Regions from separate parts of the Homo sapiens genome. Here region 2 is linked to region 1. A link is a contact called in ENCODE Hi-C or POLR2A ChIA-PET data. All regions are on one chromosome and are shown on one strand. The core of a region is the stretch at or near the end of the contact, and the rest is flanking DNA. Distances in the headings are between cores, read along the strand shown. Region 1 has its middle 49 kb from the start of TMEM170B. Region 2 overlaps HIVEP1 (HIVEP zinc finger 1).

Region 1 (4,533 bases), core at 1,128-3,627:
GTTGAATTCCAACATTATTACAATGATGACCCTATCAGTAATATAGGCTTTACATATATCCTCCAGGCACTTGTAAAAAATGAAAAACAGGCCAGGCACAGTGGCCCATGCCTGTAATCCCAGCACTTTGGGAGGCCGAGGCAGGTGGATCACCTGAGGTCAGGAGTTTGAGACCAGCCTGGCCAACACGGTGAAACCCCATCTCTACTAAAAACACAAAAATTGGCCAGGCATGGTGGTGGGCACCTGTAATCCCAGCTACTTGGGAGGCTGAGGCAGGAGAATCACTTGAACCTGGGAGGCAGAGGTTGCAGTGAGCCAAGATCGCGCCATTGCATTCCAGCCTGGGCAACAAGAGCGAAACTCTGTCTTAAAAAAAAAAAAGCCAGAAGTTATGTGAAAAGCTGAATTTAGATCAAGACACTGTGTGTGTATATATTCTTGCATGTGCATATATGAACACATATGTTTGTGTATGATGTTGGCCAAGACATGTAACCTGTATGCCTCAGTTTCTGGATCAGCAAAATTGGAATAATACCTCTGCCTTGTTGAATTGCAAAAAAGGGAAAAAAAACAGAAGTTAGAGTTTAGATTTGAAATTTTCTTCCCTTCTCATTCACCTTGCAAAAAATCCTCCAAGTTAAACAAGTTTCAAATGAATCTGGACGTAGACTAAGGCTCAGAACTACATGGACATGTTAAGTGTCAAACGCTTGGAGCCAAACTGGTCCTGGCCTAGGAAAGTCTGAGAATAACAGGTCTATACTGATGCTGTCCTGTTAAAAGTTTCAACTTGCATTTACGAGAAAGCAAAAAGAGTTGATGTGTTTTCAGGTTTACTGAAGAAGAAATTGGCATAGAGAGATTAAGTCTAATGTGAGGTCTCATGGGCACAAAGGGTCAGAACCTGGGAGAAGACCCAGGTCTCATATCATCCCCTCTCAGGTAACATGCACAGGGCTTTCAAAAGTCACGAGTCTCAAGAAATAGAAATGCTTTTACGCTATTGATGGGAATGTAAATTAGTTCCACCATTGTGGAAGACAGTGTGGTGATTCCTCAAGGATCTAGAACCAGAAATACCATTTGACCCAGCAATCCCAATACTGGGTATATATCCAAAGAAATATAAATCATTCTACTATAAAGACACATGCACATATGTTTACTGCAGCACTATTTACAATAGCAAAGACATGGAACCAACCCAAATGCCCATCAATGATAGACTGGATAAAGAAAATGTGGTACATATACACCATGGAATACTATGCAGCCATAAAAAGGAATGAGATCATGTCCTTTGCAGGGACATGATGAAGCTGGAAGCCATCACCCACAGCAAAGTAACACAGGAACAGAAACCCAAACACCACATGTTCTCACTCATAAGTGGGAGTTGAATAATGAGAACACATGGACACAGGGAGGGGAACGACATACACCAGGACCTGCTGGTGGGTGGGGGGCAAGGGAAGGGAATCTAGAGGATGAATAAATAGGTGCAGCAAACCACCATGGCACACGTATACCTATGTAACAAACATGCACGTTCTGCACATGTATCCCGGAACTTAAAGAAAAAAAAAAGTCATGAGTCTCTCAAAATTGTAGTTTCCTCAACCCTACATCTCCCACTCATCTCTGTACCTTCTCCTATTTTCCACATCAAAGATAGCACAAGCATCTTCTTTTAACACATTTTGGAGTCACCCACCAACACCAATTCCCACGAAAAGTAAGCCAAGTGTAGTTTTATGAAAATCTGTTTGGTCCTCTTTTTTTTTTCTTTTTTGGCAACAGAGTCTCACTCTGTTGCCCAGGCTGGAGTGCAGTGGTACCATCTCGGCTTACTGCAACTTCCATCTCCCGGGTTCAAGCGATTCTCCTTCCTCAGCCTCCCAAGTAGCTGGGATTACATGTGCCCGCCAACATGCCCGGCTAATTTTTTTGTATTTTTAATAGAGAGGGTGTCTCACCATGTTGGCCAAGCTGGTCTCGACCTCCTGACCTCAAGTGATCCGCCTGCCTCGGTCTCCCAAAGTGCTGAGATTACAGGCATGTGCCATCTGGTGTCTGAAGTTCAGTCCTGATTGAAGACCCTGAGTGCAGGGGCACGTGTGTCCCCATGGCTGCTGTAGGCCACACTATGGGAAAACAAAACTCGCGCTTTTACAACCAGAACTCTGGAGCTGAAAAGACCAACCCTCCCTCTCTGAGTTTGAACTAAATAGTTTGTCTCTGTAGCATAGTAAACAAAGCAGAGCAGCTCATTAGCAACAGGATCTGCAGTGGTTGGTGACTATGTGCACAGCTGATGGGCAAGTCCCGGCCATCTTTCAGGATTCATTTATGCTGGCCGCCTTGGCTTCCTCATCTTGTACATATTTGGTTTAGAGAATGCGAGGAATTTGCTAGCTGAGCAAGTTTATTCATCCTGCTTTCTAACTAGGCTCTTTCCCACTGAGGTATGTTTCTAAAATTTCCCTCAGCAGGCTTTGTTGCAAAAGCAGTGCGGGGTTCAACGGGACAGTTTAAATCTAAAACAAATCCTCCCTAAAAATGCACTGTTCTCTGTCAGGACAGAATCTGGCTCTGTCTTTGAAACAGAAGTGCCTGAACTTATTACCAAAACTTCTAGCAAAGGCTGGAAGGACATCATCCCTCTATGTGCAGACAATACATTGAAAGAGGGCAATGGGACAAAGGTTATTTTCTAAGCACTCACTGCGTGCAACATGAGATGTCATTCCATTTTACTAATGTGAGAACTGACTGTTGCAGAAGTTAAATGACTTGGACAAGTTCAATTACTAAGTGGTAGAGCAGGAATTTAAAACCGAGTCTCATGACACAAGGCAGATTGCACTATGTGTGCGTAACCCCAAGTTGACCAACTGTATAACTAAATGTCACTAAGAAAGCGTAGACTACTAAATTAGATACTAAGATATCAAGGCTTGCATCTGTAATCCTAGCTATTTGAGAGGCTGAGGCAGGAGGATTGCTTGAGGCTAGGAGTCGGAGACCAGCCTGGGCACCAAACACAGTGTGACTCTCTCTAAATAATAAATAAAATACACTAGGTAAAATAAATAAATTAGATAAAACCATTATGCATTGAGTTGGAATTTAAGAAAAATATATAAATCAAAGTCTAGATTAATGACTTACAAAAATCATAAACTAAAGTGATTTTCTAATTTGCAAACAATCCTGATAGGTTGTTTCTAATTTGCAAACAACCTATCTTAATAATTCTTTGGAAAGTTACATTGGCTAGTGATGACATGAAGAAACCTTAATTTTTCTCATATTTAATTTTCTGGTGTGCATTTCTTTTGGAAAAAAAACATTAAATGTATCATATGGAAATGAATCCAAAAGTAACAATCAGTTAATTTCAGTTCATAGGTAATGTCCAAGGCAAAAGCAAGGAGAAAAATAAAATAGAACCACTGCACCATCTAGTGACGGAACTCTTGCTTTACAAGAAAACCACCTGATGCAATTACATTTTGCCAATCAGTCCCCAGAACTTTCTGAGCCTGAAAAATATTCATAAAATTGTCCAAAAGAAGAATGCCTAGTGACAATGAATCATAGAAAATTAAGAGCAGACAGGATAGATTCCTAAGTTTCCATTTGGAAGCTAGAGGCAAACCCAATTTTTAGTCCTCAAAGAGTGGGTGCCATGGATCCTGTTTACTTTCCCCTCTGCACCCAGAAGCTTGATGTAGTATTTTATGAGCTAATAAGGGTTTGAAGCCAGGCATGGTGGCACACACCTGTAATCCCGGCTACTCAAGGGGCTAAGGAGAAGGACTGCTTAGGCCCAGGAGTTCGAGACCAACCTGGGCAACACAGTGAGCGATCCACTCTCAAAAACAAAATAATAAAGGTTCAACTGCAAAACACAGATGGTGTAAGGATGTATTCAGTAAATCTGAAATGTTTCTCCACAAGCCTGACTAGGACTCATTCATAATGGTAAACACAAGGCTCAGTTTAAGACTAAAGCGTCTTTCTTCTAATTACCTTTCCCTGTAGTTTTGTCCAATGTAGGTGGTGATAAATCTGAAATTTACTAGCCAGGCATGGTGGTGCACATCTGTATTCCTAGCTACTGGGGAGGCTGAAGAGGGAGGATCACTTGAACCCAGGAGGTCAAGGCTGCAGTGAGCTAATTACACCACTGCACTCCAGGCTGGGCAACAGAGTCAGATCTCATCAATCACTCATTAAATCTGAAATAAGTAAATCCGAAATTTAATGTCTTATTTGAATGCTCTGCAAATAACAAAATGCCCAAAGAAAACTGACTTATTTTTTTAAATTACAAAAATATTACTTCAAGGGCCAAAAAAGATACTAGAACTAAAATAGAAAACTTTTTTGGGATCTCAAGATTTATATTTTGTCCAAGATGTTAACATTCATGGCCAGGGAGAAAATGTATTGAATAATTTTATGATTAGTGTGAATGAATAAAAAAAATTACCAAGGAAGAAGAAAATATATTTCCACGGA
Region 2 (4,505 bases), core at 1,679-4,178, 560 kb before region 1:
TGATTAGAATGCATCAAAGCCAGGATTCAAAAACAGGTTTCTATGAACTTAGGAGCCCTGTCATTATGCCAATAAGATACACTGACTTTCTCCTTTTCTATTACAATTGTTCCTTTCTTGGTGTGTATAATACACACTAATACTTCAGGAGGGTAAGCACTGTGGCTTACCCCTTTGCAGCCATCAGAGACTCTAGAACAGACCTAAGGAATCTATATTTGCTTAGCAAATTCATAAATAAATGGTCCTAAAAGTTTCATTTAATTATGTCCTCCCAGCCACATTCCCCTCTCATTATAAACAAATGTTTCTAATACTCAATAAAATTTTATATCAGCACAAGATTAATTCCTTTATTTTCTGTGAATTTCAATTCATGAGGGAAAAATCAGGCATATGATGTAGCAACATTTTTGTCAAAGTTTTGATACATTTACGTCAAACAACTTCCCTAAAGATAAATTTTAAAAGTTATTATTTGAAGATGAGTCAGGTGAACCGCAACCTGCTCGCCCACTGCTGCCAGACAGTGACACCTGCTGGAAGAGTCGGAGTCGCAAAAGCAGCAGGAGGGGCTCCCTGAGAGAAGGGGCTCCCGAGGGTAGCAACCTGGCCCACGTACACTCAGTAGCAACCTTCTTTTGTTGTTGAAGTTTGCCTGTTTTTGTTTTTCACATATGTTTAGAAATATTGCTCTGAAAGCCAGATAAACAATGGCAACCTAGGGAAAAAATTTTTTTAAAGAATGTGAATACAATTATATATATATATTTTAAAGATAAAATCATCATTAAAAACATAATGGGGCAGAGTTTAATGTTTAACTTTAGGAAGTAAACCAAAATACTGTGTCACGTGCGTGTCATTCAAAATAATATTAGCACTGCTTTAAGTATAAATCCTAAAGCCTATTATGGTTTCATATTCTACACATGGAAGTGTTTCTTAAAAAGAGTAATAATGTGTTCTATAAAAATCCCGATGATAATATATTCTACAGGTTTCATTTGGAAAAAAAGCTTTGCTAGTAATTTTTAAAAATGCACCTAAATTATTTTTAAGAGTAAATGTGATATAGGTTTTAAAACCTGTGATCAAACATCATCTTTACTGTAAGTACTTAAACTCCAACAAGAATAATGCTTCTCACTGCACTTCGTCATATTAAACGGTTCTCCTAGCTGGCGGCTGAGGGTACACATTAACATTCCGTGCACTGAAGTCCAGCATTTGTTGACGAAAACATTCTTCGGATCAAAGGATGAAAAGCAAATTGCTGGCGGCTTGAATTTTGACACAAAAGGTGAAAACTAAAATGTAGTCACTAATACCCCAAGAACAGGAGAACAAAATTCCCGAGGCTATATCATGTTTTATGGCAAGAAAACAAGGGAATGTGCAGTGGAGCAGAGGGATTAGGCTTCCCATGAGCATTTCTTATCATTGCAGCTCAAGTTGCTAGTTTTAAACTAAATAGAAACTTCTTTTAAATGCCGAATGTCCACATTTTAATGGCTGGCTTATAAAAATGTATAATTCCTCCTGCTTCATTAAACGCAAACGTTTCCCAACATCCCCTAATTTATTCCATTGAGAATTAGAACATGAATTCCATCTGCTAAAAGATAAGACAGGTACCGCGCAGCCTGCTGTTGCTAAGGGTGGTAAAGAATTCAGAAGGGGTCTGTGGCCTTTCATCACATCATTTTCACATCACCCTTTAATGAACACTCTTTATCAACCAGGGACCAGGCACAATATGATGGTGAATGATAACCTGGGTATGGTGTGGTTGGCAGAGTAGAGAACAGGTCTAGGATCCTTAAAAGGAAAAGACTGAAGATAATGCTTGGAAAACACTGACATTAATTAGAAAGAAATATGGAGAAAACCTTTAGTGAAAAACAAAACAATGCACATGTAAGGGAGCAACTCAGCACAAACACAGCATAAGACCTGGGCTTTTTCCAGAACGCTATGAGCTGACGGAGATATTACCAAGTGGTAATGATGTTTAAAAAATAAGTACTATACTGGGGTGCTTTGTAGTAACACTGACTGCCTCTTAAGTGTTTAGTACATTTTGTTTAATGAATGAAAGCTCAGAGACGTTTCCTGGTGATGATTATGTTTATGCTACAGAAAAGATCAGTTAAATGACTAAGCCCCCAAATGTGTCCTATAAACCTAAAAACACAATCCTTAGGTTTCTGGCTACTGTTCTGCAAACTCTGGCAGGGGTTGTGACTTTTTAGATTTACAATCAGGTCTCCCAAATTTTGTCCTTTTTAAAAAAAGGTTTACCCCATTTTCCATGTCAGAGATCATCAAGACTCAAACATATAAGGCATGTTCTTAAATATCCTATTAGTATCAAGTATACATCACTTTCAGAAAAGCATGCTGAGTCTAATATTCCCTCTTCACATGCGGCAGGACCCCACTACTGATGTCACTACCACCCTGTTGTTAGGAAACAGGAAGTGTACCTACCAAAACAGAGAAGACAATTTTCATACTGATCAAGACTTGATGTTTCATAGTACTGGTTCCTGAAAAGACACGTGGCTCCTGATGTGGGACATTTTTCTTTCAGCACTATATTATCTAATAGTCATCTATAATCTGTTAGCATGATGAAACGACATACTTCGACTGTGTTTGGGAGAACCCAGGAAATAAAAGAGTTTCCTGGGTTATTTTGGATTTTCAGTTTTCATATAGCTAGACCAGACATCCTTCGATAACTGCAGGTGTGAAGACATAATGAAAGGTGTCTGAAAAGCCACCAAAATCACTGTTTGGAATAAAAGAGGCTGACTTTGATAACTGTTGTGGAAACTTACTGCTGGCAAAACCAGAGGATTGTCCTGAATTTCTACTGTTGACACACAGCAAATGAAATCCCGGTGTGGTTTCTAGCAGTCTGTTTGTGTAACATGACTAATATTCGAATTATGTTAGATTAAGAAGATGAGAGATGATATCAAGACCCCATGATACCACAAAAGGTTGTTCACCATTAAAAGGAAAAGACAGCAAGTTTGTGTGTTAAAATATCCCACTTTACACGATACAATGTTTTCACTTATCCTCACTGACTGGGCTAAGAAAATGGAGAATACACTGTCAGGCAGGACTCTCAAGAATGGCAGAGGCTTTACATAGTGGCTCACTTCTCAAAAGAGCTGCTGCCAAGAGCCTGCTCCCCAAGAGGGGCAGGTATCCCCTATGATGAGGGAGGTGGAGACGCATCGGGGTGTGAAGAGGATGCAGGGGGGAACCAGGCACATGAGCTCACTCGACAGTGACCAGCCCCCAGGTCTCCCTAGCTTTGTTCTGCTGGGCTGTCCACTTCAAAACTTGAAACTGTAGCACCAGAAACATTTTATTCTCCTTCATCATGTTTTAAGTCAGCCACTTCTTCTACTCCTACTGTATGTCTAATATAGTAATCATTTGCATTTTTCTTTGGAAAATAAAATTGTTAGTAAAATGAAACACTTCATAACACACTGCTCTCTTTATAACATTCTTATAGAGTTGATTGGGGCAAGGTTTTAAAACATATACAGAAGCGTTAAAGTAGGACAAGTACAGGCCTCATCTTTTACCAGAGGCTATTCTGTGGTGAAAGTTCTACACCACAGTGATCCTGGGCCAGAGCAGAAACTAATTCCAGGGGAAATAATGCTTCCTAGTTTAATAAATTGATAGCGCTATTTCCAAATTAGTCATTATACATTTATACATAGACATAAAAAACGGGATATCACAAGGGAAAATCATTTCAGACTTTCCATCCAAACTGTTAAACTCCATCTGGTGGAGAATGAGAGAGGCTGAAGTCCTGAGGTACTTCTTTTATAAAACACTCATCCACCCAGAAAAAAGGCTTTGGCTCTGTGGGAGTATTAGTATTATTGTTGCTGAATGGGATCATCCACTTAATGAAACATGCTTCTTTCTGTCATTACTGTCTAAATTCCCACTACAAAATAAAACAGCAGCAACAGCAAAAAACAAACAAACAAACAACAAACCTCAACAATGAAAATTCAAGGGTCACAGATTAAAAGCCCTATAATCTTTTGTCTCCAGAACATTTGAGAACATAACCCAGGATAAAAGTCAGATATATGTGGTCCTAAAGGGGCAATAGCTTTAAACAACTTCGGTTCAGACTTTTGTAATCAAAGAAACACTGTATGTGTCACTATTTAGAAAAATTAAAATACTCAAGAATCCTATCTAAAAAATAATAGTTTTCAAGTGTCAGAACATGAAGAAATGGGTATAAACTGACATGACAGGGGTGTTCATTGTATCCAAGCCCAGTGAATAGAGTTTAAACCTGAAATGGCAGTTCTCATGCTGAAACTCCCCTGCACAGCATCTATTACCTGTCCCCCAGCCTGCTTCCCAGCCTTGGGCCCTGTGGAACTCTCTTGTTTTTCTGTCCCATTCACACTCTTATACCCTATTCCTCTTCCCCAACCTGTGTG

What was found. Hi-C counts contacts between places; a loop is a spot of excess contacts on that map. ChIA-PET counts read pairs that join two places held with the same protein, here RNA polymerase II (POLR2A). Pooled maps may share reads with other maps.
Region 2: a map of PC-9 shows a loop between it and region 1 (16-fold over the local background). The contact joins two enhancer-like sites. A Hi-C loop is called at or near these places in 5 of 168 maps with a recorded cell type or tissue (Caco-2, IMR-90, MCF 10A and 2 more), 1 of 37 single-sample maps with no recorded cell type and 7 of 50 pooled maps. POLR2A ChIA-PET finds 5 or more read pairs at or near these places in 1 of 52 experiments (Panc1).

What each region holds. Positions count from the first base shown.
Region 1 is chr6:11,584,560-11,589,092 of GRCh38, reverse strand. No RefSeq gene overlaps it. Among named protein-coding and RNA genes, the nearest start is that of TMEM170B, 49 kb to the right of the region's middle. Within about 2 kb of position 2,377, at least 2 of the 41 ENCODE cell types and tissues checked have a DNase peak (open chromatin) inside an H3K27ac peak, as active enhancers do.
Region 2 is chr6:12,147,053-12,151,557 of GRCh38, reverse strand. All of the region lies in intron 7 of HIVEP1 (HIVEP zinc finger 1), which reads right to left. Among named protein-coding and RNA genes, the nearest start is that of HIVEP1, 140 kb to the right of the region's middle. Within about 2 kb of position 2,928, at least 3 of the 41 ENCODE cell types and tissues checked have a DNase peak (open chromatin) inside an H3K27ac peak, as active enhancers do.